Linked DNA regions of Homo sapiens: region 1 is linked to region 2. A link is an interaction called in ENCODE POLR2A ChIA-PET data of the cell type or tissue named here. Cell type or tissue: OCI-LY7. All regions are shown on one strand. Links, peaks and the distances in the headings refer to the core of each region. The heading gives the core; the rest is flanking DNA.

Evidence for each region. ChIA-PET counts read pairs that join two places held together with the same protein. Peaks named below come from ENCODE experiments on the same cell type or tissue, not always from the same donor. Only the 100,000 strongest peaks of a DNase experiment are listed, where the experiment ranks them.
Region 1: POLR2A ChIA-PET joins it to region 2 with 9 read pairs; 5 of 35 experiments call an interaction of 5 or more read pairs at or near these places.

What each region holds. Positions count from the first base shown.
Region 1 is chr22:41,886,259-41,891,958 of GRCh38, reverse strand. All of the region lies in intron 11 of SREBF2 (sterol regulatory element binding transcription factor 2), which reads right to left. Among named protein-coding and RNA genes, the nearest start is that of MIR33A, 12 kb to the left of the region's middle. In OCI-LY7, for the core only: no CTCF peak of the experiment used is centred there; no DNase peak of the experiment used is centred there; H3K27ac peaks cover 1,336 bases.
Region 2 is chr22:41,709,632-41,715,331 of GRCh38, reverse strand. It overlaps MEI1 (meiotic double-stranded break formation protein 1), which reads right to left. Exons shown (of 31, transcript NM_152513.4): 4 at 1,257-1,330. Among named protein-coding and RNA genes, the nearest start is that of MEI1, 13 kb to the right of the region's middle. In OCI-LY7, for the core only: no CTCF peak of the experiment used is centred there; no DNase peak of the experiment used is centred there.

The sequences.
Region 1 (5,700 bases), core at 313-5,312, 180 kb before region 2:
TAACATCATTCCAGGACCCCACTGACAAGAACTGCAGGGACAATACCATCTACCACGTTTTCAGTTCTGTCACTTTTTGAGTGAGGGTATTTTCACACTAACACCCATGACTTCCAACCCATAACCACTCCCCGAAACAGGCCAGGGTGAGTGAGGAACTGAGGACAGAAGACAGGAGGGAGGGAGAAGCATAAGATAGAAAGCCCAGGGAGCCCAGGGGCGGGGCTGCCAGGCCGAGGCCCGCAGACATCGCTTCCACACCCCAGCCCTCGCCCCCACAGGAGCAGCGCTGTTTCATGGTCTGGTTCAGTCTGATGGTTCTGACCTTTACTGGGCTCTAAGTAGCCATCAGCGAATGTAACGGCTTCAGAAGACTTGAATGCCAGGGTCAGAAATAGCACTGTCAGAGTGCCACTCGAGGACACAGACAGAGAAGACTATCTCTCTCCAGGGGGAACCTGGAGACACTGCCTGAGTCTGAGAGAAAACAACCTGTTCTATAGACACATACTCATAATCTCAAAGCAGCTTATGAGATGAGGTGGGGTGTTTCACTTACATTTCTAATCACTGGGACCAGGGGCACCAATAGTCCGTCCTTCCTCTTTGGTAACCAGTGTTGATACTGGATACTGGAGAACAAATGTAGAGGACCCTCGCGACCCTCTGCCAACCTTCCACAAAGCACTCACTGAATCTGAGCTGATAACTGCAATGGTGGGAGAATAGCAGTTGAGGAGCTGAGCAGGGAGGGAGATTGGGGGGTGGTGGCGTGATTCCTGGGCTTCGGAGGTCCCAGAACATTTGAACGGTTGACTCCAACTCTCTTTCCAAGAACAGCCAATTCCACATGTCCAATCAGCAAGGGAGCCTGGTGGCTGCTCCAGGAGAAACTGAGGACCAACTGGTCCCTCACGAGGGCCCAAATGTTACAAGTAGAAGCAAAGCCTAGTCCAGGTCATACGGCAAGAGGAACCAGAAAGGCAAATGTGGAAATCACTAAGTAAAAATGTATTTTAAGCTTAATTCTTTTCTTTTCTTTTTTTTTTTAAAGACAGAGTCTTGCTCTGTCACCCAGGCTGGAGTGCAGTGGTGTGATCTTGGCTCACTGCAACCTCCGCCTCCTGGGTTCTAGCAATTCTCCTGCCTCAGCCTCCCAAGTAGCTGGGATTATAGGCACCCGCCACCGCACCCAGCTAATTTTTATATTTTTAGTAGAGACAGGGTTTCACCATCTTGGCCACGCTGGTGGCTTGGCTTGTAATCCCAAGCCAAAAAAAAAAAAATTTTTTTTTAAGTTTTCCTAAATTTTATAGACACCAGAATCTTCCCCAACTGGGGCCTAGGAGCCTCCCCCTGTAACTCATCTGCTAATTGCCTGATGTGAAAGAGGCTGTGGCAAGAACCCCACAACTGTTTAGATCCTGAGAGCCACTCAGTATCCCTGGGCCAGTCCCAACCCCAGGTTGTGTCCCCTAACATCGGTCTAACCCCATGGCTCTCAAATCGTGTGCCAAGGCAGTCTGAGGTGCCACAGCAAGTGATCAAGGGAGCCACTGGCTATTTTAAACTTTCGAGGAAAACAGTGATGCTCAACATCAGCTGGGCACTGTAAGTGACTAGATGGGGAGAGCATGCAGCCTCAGCATTGAGACCACACTAGCTTCCTTTGGAGATGTGATATCTGTCATAGTACTGTGTGAAAATCAATGTGGAAAAGAGAGAGAGTGATGGTTGCTAGTCTGATTCCAAAGCTTGAGGTGTGCAGTGCTTGACAGGTTCATGTATTGGTAAGAAACAGTGACACCATGCTTGTGAAGAGCCATTCCACTCCAGCCTGGGCAACAGAGTGAGGCTGTATCTCAAAAAATAAATAAATAAATAAAAGAATATTTTGGATTCTTAATAACCATGATTTCTAAGAAATTATTAAGAATCCAAAATATTCTCTCTCTTTCTTTCTTTTGAGACAGAGTCTTGCTCTGTCACCCAGAGTGCAGTGGCACAATCTCGGCTCACGGCAACCTCTGACTCCTGGGTTCAAGTGATTCTGTCTCAGCCTTCCGAGTAGCTGGGATTACAGGTGCGTGCTACGATCCCTGGCTAATTTTTGTATTTTTAGTAGACACGGAGTTTCATCATGTTGGCCAGGCTGGTCTCAAACTCCTGACCTTAGGTGATCCACCCGCCTCAGCCTCCTTAAGTGCTGGGATTACAGGTATGAGCCACCGTGCCCAACCTCTTTTTTTTTTTTTTTAATAGAGACATGGTCTCACTATGTTGTCCAGGCTGGAGTGGAGTGGCTCTATTCACAGGTGTGACCATAGCTAACTGCAGCCTCAAACTCGTGGTTTCAGGAGATTCTCCTACCTCAGTCTCCTGAGGAGCTGGGACCACAGGTGTGTGCTACCACTCCTAGCAAAAAATATTATTTCTTCTTTCAACTTGACATATGATTTTTTCAAATGACCACTAAGCTGTTAAGACAATTTAAATACCTATTAGGATGTTCAAACTTAACTACTTAACAGAGGCCAGGCGCGGTGGTGCATGCCTATAATCCCAGCACTTTGAGAGGCTGAGGTGGGCAGATCGCTTAAGCCCAGGAGTTCGAGACCAGCCTGAGCAACATAGCAAAACCCTGACTTTACAAAAAATACAAAAATAAGCTCGGTGTGGTGGTGTATACCTGCAGTCCCAGCTACTCGGGAGGGTGAGGTGGGATGATCACTTGAGCCCAGAGAGGTTGAGGCTAGAGTGTGCCGTGATTGCACCACTGCACTCCAGCCTGGGCAACAGAGCAAGACACTGTTTCAAAAAACGAAAACCAGAACCGTTAGGTATTTCTTTTGGCTAAGGGATGCCATGAAAAATTTACTGAGACATAGTGAGTAGAGAATGTTTGGGAATCTTGAGTCATGAGTTGAGCAAGTTTGGGAACCTCTAGTCTAAACCATTTTCACAGAGGCCAGCCCTCCACTTGCCCCCAACAACTGGCTCATTTGTAGCTAAATATATCTCACCAAATTCAAAGCTTCTTCCTTTATAAGAAAGTACTGTCTGAGTCTCTTTATCCTCTCTCAAGAGAAGTAAACAGAGAAGAGCAGTTACTTTAAAGATGACAGTTCTCCTTTTTCCATCTTACTGAATATGCAAATTTGGTAATACTATTAAGTTTCAAATATTTATATCCTTTGACACAGCATCACCATCTCTACAGATTTGGTCTGAGGAAACTCTTATGGAGGTGCATGAAGACAATGGACAAAAATGTTCCCTAAAGCACTGTTTATAACGGCAAATACTGGAAACAACCCAAATGTCCATCAGCAGCATCAAGTACCTCTGTAGAATGAAGAGGCTACAAAGAAACACCCAAGATTCATCGTTAGTCACTAAATCTGGAAGACCAACACTTCCAGACATCAAGACGTAAGAGAAAACTCAGCCGTTAGGGTTGGGTGGTGATGGTGCAGTGGAACAGACTAGATCTGGAGGCAGACCCACGGTACACGGATCCTTGATTTATGAAAAAAAGGTGCCACTTGGTGCAGCAGGGGAAGGATAGTTTTTAAAATAACAGGTTCTGCGTCAGGTAGATATCCTTATGGAGAAAAACAGATCTTGCACTCCTACCTCCAACTCTTATAAAAATTAATTCCAGGTGGATTAGGTACATATGTGTAAAGAGTAAAAAATAAAGCGTCTAGCAGACAACATAGGAGAATATCTTCATGACTTTGAGGTAGGACAAAGATTTATTGAACAGGACTTAAAATGTCTAACTGTAAAGGAAAAGACTAATAATCTGGATTTCACTGAAATTAAGAGCTTGTGCTCTCACTAGACACCATTAAGACAGAACAGGCAAGCCCCAGAGTGGGAGAAGGTATCTGAAAAGCATATATCCAATAAAGGGGTAATCTCCAGAATAAAGAATTCCTCTAATCAATGAGACGACAGATAGTCCAAATGAAAAAGAGGTAAGACTTGAATTGAATGTAACGAAACAGACTATCCAAATTGCCAATAAATGTAAGAAGAGGTGCTCAATCTCATTAATCACCTGGGAAGTACAAATGAAAACTACAATGAGATACACTAGAAGGGCTTAAAAAAATTGACATTATATGTGTTCGGTAAGGATGTAGAACTAGAAGTCTTGTTCACTGCTGATGGAGTGGAGAATGGCCAACAATTTGGAAATACGCACAACCTCTGACCCAGCGATGCCATTCCTAAAAATGCAGTCACGTTTCCTGAAAGATGTGTGTACAAGGAGGTTCACAGCAGCACCCTTCATAATAACCAAAGCCAGAAAACAACTAAAAAGTTCATCTGCAATAATCTAGTCATACAATGGAACACTATAAATATGAGAACGAACAATCTATAATTCTACATAACAACATAATGATTCTTACACATGATATTGAGCAAAATAAGTCAGACACAAAACAGTGTATACTGCAAGACTCTCCTTATATTAATATAGTTTAAACAGAGGCAAAGCATCTGAGGTGACTAGGATGGTGGTTACCCTTGGAAGGCTGGAAGGCTTGGGGGAAGGGGCAGGTTAGTGATTGCAAAGGGCCCAAGAGAAGTTTCTGGGGTCTTGGTTCTGTACTTTGATCTGTCTGCTGGCTATAAGGGTGTGTTTACTCTGTGGAGTCACTGAACTGTGTATTTATGATTTGTATACTTTTTGACATGCATATTGTAATCTTTTTTTTTTTTCTTGAGACGGAGTCTCACTCACTCTGTCACCCAGGCTGGAGTGCAGTGGTGCAATCTTGGCTCATTACAACCTCCACTTCCCAGGTTCAGGCGATTCTCCTGCCTCAGCCTCCCAAGTAGCTGGGATTACAGGTGTGCACCACCACATCCAGCTAATTTTTGTTTGTATGTACGTATGTATTTATTTTGAGATGGAGTCTTGCTCTGTTGCCCAGGCTGGAGTGCAATGGCGTGATCTCCGCTCAATGCACCCTCCACCTCCTGGGTTCAAGTGATTCTCCTGTCTCAGCCTCCCAAGTAGCTGAGATTATAGGCACATGCCACCACGCCTGGCTAATTTTTGTATTTTTAGTAGAGACAGGGTTTCATCATATTGGTCAGGCTGGTCTTGAACTCCTGACCTCAGGTGATCTGCTCGCCTTGGCCTCCCAAAGTGCCGGGATTACAGGGGTAAGCCACCGTGCCCGGCCCTCCCAGCCAGACTTCTAAGCATGTACTTTGATAAGTTTACTGAAATGATGAACAATAGACAGATTAAACTCCAGTGACAGAATTCAGAAGAGTGGTTACCTTGGTTGGGGCAGGAAGAGCAGGGAGGGCCTCAAGAAGGCTTCTGGGGGTGCTGGGAATGTTCTACTTCTTGATGTGGGTGGGTGTTGCATGGGTAACTTCACTTCAAGCCGTAAGTTAAAATGTGGGCATTTTTCTGCATGTATGTTGTATTTTGATAAAATGAATGTCTTCAAAACATTTTTGGGGGGCATGGAAGTTACAAATGTAATGACATCAGCCCAGAGCACTTCAATAAACTGAAAAGGAGAGAGATCTCATCAATGCCTCCTGCTGTCAGCCTAGATTCACCTTCCCCAGAAAGCCCACCCTGACTTCCCCCAAGACCAGCTCAGGAGCTCACCCTAGCTCACACTGTCCTGAAGACCTGGTCCCAGGAAGATCTGTCGAGGG
Region 2 (5,700 bases), core at 200-5,199:
CATGCTTTACAGGGAGAGTCAATAGTCCATATTTTACCTTTTCTATTGACTAGCTAGTCATACCACTTTTGGCAAGATTCTTAACTCTGGTGGGAAATAATAATAGTAACAGCTTTATAGGGTTGTTGATAGGGCTGAATGAGATATTACATATAAACCACCTCATACAATCCCTAGCCCATAGAAAGTGCTCAATAAATGTTAAGTGGCATCATCTCATCATAATCATAAGCACTGATATATATAATTATAAATTCAATCTGACATATTAATCATATGTAAAATAACTATGATATAATTGAAATATAATTTATAATGAAATGTTCTTGATGGTTTTAACAAGATAAACATTTGTTTTCCTTCTGCAAATTAAATAAAAAGTTATTCTGATATTATTCCTCAGTCTTAAATACAACACAAAAGCTGCTCTTTAACTGATATTTTTTTTTTTTAGATGGAGTCTTGCTTTGTCACCCAGGCTGGGGTGCAGTGGTGCGATCTCAGCTCACTGCAAACTCCACCTCCTGGGTTCATGCAATTCCCCTGCCTCAGCCTCCCCAGTAGCTGGGATTACTTGCATGCACCACCACGCCCAGCTAATTTTTTTTTTTTTTTGTATTTTTAGTAGAGACGGGGTTTCACCATAATGGCCAGGCTGATCTCGAACTCCTGACCTCAAGTGATCCACCCACCTCAGCCTCCCAAAGTGCTGGGATTACAGGTGTGAGCCATTGTGCCTGGCTAACTAATTTCTTTGACTACACTGAAGAAAGCAGATTAAACATACCATATCCACTCAATGCTTACCTCAGATAGAAGCAAACGCCTTCAGTACAAAGTAAGCTGATAGAACCAAACACCTTCAGTACTAAGTAATGTATACAATTCAAAATTAAATAAAACCACCAAAACAAGACATAGAGAACATATTTCCTTGACAACTTCATCAAGGAAATCTGTATTATAATTAGGAAGTCACGGAAAATGAACCATGGGATGATTATGCCAGAAAGATGGCACTTCATTGCATGGAGGTAACATTTGGGAGATTGAAAGGGGAAAGAAGAAAGCTGTAAAGAACACTGGAGCATGATCAGTGGACCCAGGCCTTAGCTCTGACTCTGCCACCAACTCAGTGACCTCAGGAAAGCTCCTTTTCCTCCCTGGACTTCAATCTCTCATTTGTTCAAAGGGTTGACCCAGCTCTGACATCTGAGGATTCTGAGAGACTCAAGAACCCATAGCTATTTTCTGACCTCTTTGTGGCACTCATCCAGCAGGCAACGGATAGTCTGCTCCAGCTTCAGCTGCGTTGTGATCTGAATAAGGACTGAACAGACACAACAGTATTACTAACCAGGAGGCACCCCCAACCCAGAGTCCACCTTCCATGGCCCTTCTACTCAATCAGTGCAGGATAGTGATTTGCCTGGGCTAATTGGTATTATACTTTTCTATTTCTTCCATTTAACTATGTGTGCACAGGCCAGGCACAGTGGCTCACATCTGTAATCCCAGCACTTTGGGAGGCCGAGGCAGGCGGATCACCTGAGGTGAGGAATTTGAGACCAGCCTGACCAACATGGAGAAACCTCGTCTCTATTAGAAAAACAAAATTAGCCGGACATGGAGGTGCAGGCCTGTAATCCCAGCTACTCGGGAGGTTGAGGCAGGAGAATTGCTTGAACCCGGCAGGCGGAGGTTGTAGTGAGCCAAGATCGTGCCATTGCACTCCAGCATGGGCAACGAGAGCAAAAACTCTGTCTCAAAAACAAAACAAAACAAAACAAAAAAACAACTATGTGTGCACATCTAAACTAAAGGAGTTCTGGCTTCTTTTTTTTTTTTCTTTTGATTTTGCTTTTGCTTTGTTTAGAGACAGGGTCATCCAGGCTAAAGTGCAGTGGTGTGATCATAGCTCACTGCAGCCTTGAACTCCTGGGCTCAAGCAATCCTCCCACTCAGGCTCTCAAGCAGCTGGGACTACAGGTACATGCCACTATGCCTGGCTAATTTTTTAATTTTTTTGTAGGGACAGGGTCTGTACTGCCCAGGGTAATCTCAAATGCCTGGGCTTCAGCAGTCCTCCTGCCTGTCTCCCAAAGTGCTGGGATAATAGGTGTGAGTCACCATGCCTGGCCTTCTTTGATTTATTATCAGTGGTTCTCAACTCAGGCTGCACATTAGACTCACCTAGGAAGCTTTAAAAAAATTCTAATGCCCAGCCGGGCGCGGTGGCTCACGCATGTAATCCCAGCGCTTTGGGAGGCCGAGATGGGCGGATCACGAGGTCAGGAGATGGAGACCATCCTGGCTAACACGGTGAAACCCCGTCTCTGCTAAAAATACAAAAAAATTAGCCAGGTATGGTGGCAGGCATCTGTGGTCCCAGCTACTCAGGAGGCTGAGGCAGGAGAATGGCATGAATCTGGGAGGTGGAGTTTGTAGTGAGCCGAGATCACGCCACTGCACTCCAGCCTGGGCAACAGAGCGAGACTCCATCTCTAAAAAAAAAAAAAAAACAAACAAACAAAACTAATACCCAAGTCCCACCCCAGACCAATTGAATGTCTAAGGGAAAAGCCCAATATATTGTTTTGTTTAATGTGAATATATATATATATTGCTCCACACACACACACACACACACACACACACATCTATTTCTATTTAAATATACTTAAATATATTTAAATGTTTTATACTTTAAAATATTTTTCTAAATATAAAATTCTAGTGTATTTCTAAAGTTCTCCAGGTAAGTCTATTGTGAAGCCAGGTTTGAAAACTGCTTTTGAGCCGGGCGCAGTGGCTCACGCCTGTAATCCCAGCACTTTGGGAGGCCAAGGCGGGTGGATCACGAGGTCAGGAGATCAAGACCATCCTGGCTAACACGGTGAAACCCCATCTCTACTAAAAATACAAAAAAATTAGCCGGGCGTGGTGGTGGGCGCCTGTAGTCCCAGCTACTCGGGAGACCGAGGCAGGAGAATGGCGTGAACCCAGGAGGTGGAGCTTGCAGTGAGCCAAGATCGCGCCACTGCACTCCAGCCTGGGCAACAGAGCGAGACTCCGTATCAAAGAAACAAACAAACAAACAAAAAAAACACAATGCTTTTTTTTTTTTGAGCCGGAGTTTTACTCTTGTTGCCCAGGCTGGAGTGCACTGGCATGATCTCGCCTCACTGCAACTTCTGCCTCCTGGGTTCAAGTGATTCTCCTGCCTCAGCCTCCCGAGTAGTTGGGATTACAGGCACCCGCCCCCCACGCCTGGCTAATTTTTTATACTTTTAGTAGAGATGGGGCTTCTACATGTTGGCCAGGCTGGTCTCGAACTCCTAACCTCAGGTGATCCGCCCGCCTTGGCCTCCCAGGGACTATAGGTGTGAGCCACTGTGCCTGGCCAAAAACTGCTATTTTATATTATCTCTACTATTTCTTTCCTCAGTTTGCTCCTTTATATATACTAAAAAAAAAGAATTATAGGCAAGTTCCTATAGCCAATTATTACAACATTATCTCTTAGCTCCAAACCCACCCTTCTCTACAATCATTTGTGGTACTTCTGCTGGTGGCTTTGAGGAGAGATTTGGTAAGGTTGGAAAAGCTGCAAACTAAATTCAGCAGCTGCTGTGGGAAGGTTCTGTCACTGGAGGTTCAAGAAGCATTCTAGGCGAACACGCACAGAAACAAGAAGCAGGAAGAAAGCAAACAGGAACCATGAGGAAGGAGCAAGTCCTTCACCCCTCACCCTTAGTCTTCCTCTAGTGCTTTCCACCTAGGTGAAGTTCCTGAGGTCTGATGGTTCTGCAAGCCATGCTGATACCAACCAGAAGTGGATGGCTGCAGGATTGTAGCCCCACTCAAGGGTGGCCTAGAAGGAAAATGATGAAGGAAAATCCCCCGGGGGGTCAGAACGGATCATGAGGTCAAGAAATCGAGACCATCCTGGCTAACACGGTGAAATCGTCTCTACTAAAAATACAAAAAAATTAGCCGGGCGCAATGGCGGGCGCCTATAGTCCCAGCTACTCGGGAGGCTGAGGCAGGAGAATGGCGTGAACCCAGGAGGCAGAGCTTGCAGTGAGCCGAGATCGCGCCACTGCACTCCAGCCTGGGCAACAGAGTGAGATTGTCTCAAAAAAAAAGAAAAAAAAAGAAATACTGGTGACAATGAGGCCTGGAGAAGAAGATGGACCTTTCAGAGGGAGCATAAAGTGGGAAGACACTTGTCTCTTGTGTGAATGCTCCCTAAAGAACATCTATTAAAGAAGAGATTCTCAGTAACCAGGTAGTCAAAATGGCACATTTTGTGAATGCTAATCCACCTGTTTCCCTCACCATCAAGTGCTTATTCAATGGATCCATGTACAAGTTGGCTATGGTGGCAGAGCTGGAGGCTATGCGCTGGGCTCAACAACACGGACTTTCCCTTGTCAAGGCTAAATTGATTACTGCTATGACTGAGTGCCTAACCTGCCAACAGCAAATGGAGAGGCAGAGATTTGTCCTCACTGGAATAAACATGTATTCTGAATACAGACTTGCCTTCCCAAACCATGATACTTCTGCCAAAAACACATTTGTAAGCTTACAGAATGGCTTATTCAATATCATGGTATTCTGCACAACATCACTTGGATTAAGGAACTCATTTCACAAAAGAAGTGAGGCAATGGGATCACACCCATAAAATTCACTGCCCTTATCCCATACTCTATCAGCTGGAACCACCTGACCTAAAAGAATGTGGAATGGCCTCTGAAGACTCAGTTATTCCACCATCTGAAAGACACCACTCTGAAAGGATAGGGTTCTATCTTCCATGTGGTATATATTTTGATGCGGTGATCAACATTCGGTGCTGTCTTACCCACAGTAGAATACATGGGTCAGAGAATCAAGGGGTAAAGTGGGAGTCATTTCCCTATTACACTTACTAACCCACTTGCAGAATTTTTGTATCCTATAATAGCTCACTAGGGCTTCCATAATAAAATACCACAGACTGGATGGCTTAAACAACAGAAATTTTCTCACAGTTCTTGAGGTTGAAAGCCCAAGATCAAAGTGTCAGCAGATTTGGTTTCTTCTGAGGCCTCTCTTCCTGGCTTGCAGACGGCTACCTTCTCACTTGCCCTCACATGGTCTTTGCTTGGTGCACACACACCCCTGGTGTCTCTGTGTGTGTGTTCAAATTTGCTCTTCTTATAAGGATACTAGTCAGATTGGATTAGGGTCCATCCTAATTGCCTCATTTTAGCTTAATCAACTTTTTAAAGGCCCTATCCCCAAAGACACTCACATTCAGAGGTTCTGAGAGTTAGGGCTTCCACATATAAATTTGCCGGGGGTGGGGGGTACATATAAATTTAGCCCACAACATATCCTATCCTGCAACTTTGGGCTCTGCTAAAGATCTTAGTTCCTAAGGAAAGAATGCTTCCATGAGAGGTCACACAATGGTTTCATTGAATTAGAAGTTGTGACTATCATCTGGCCATTTTGAGGCCTCATGTCATTCAACCAATAGGCAAATAAGGGATTATTCTACTACCTGGAATGACTGATCCCAATATCCAGGGGAAACTCAGTTGCCACTAACAATAATGGCAAGGAGGACTATGTCTGGAACCAGGTATTCTCTGGGGCTCTTCTTACTAGTCTCATATTCAATAGTAAAAGTTAATGAAAAACATC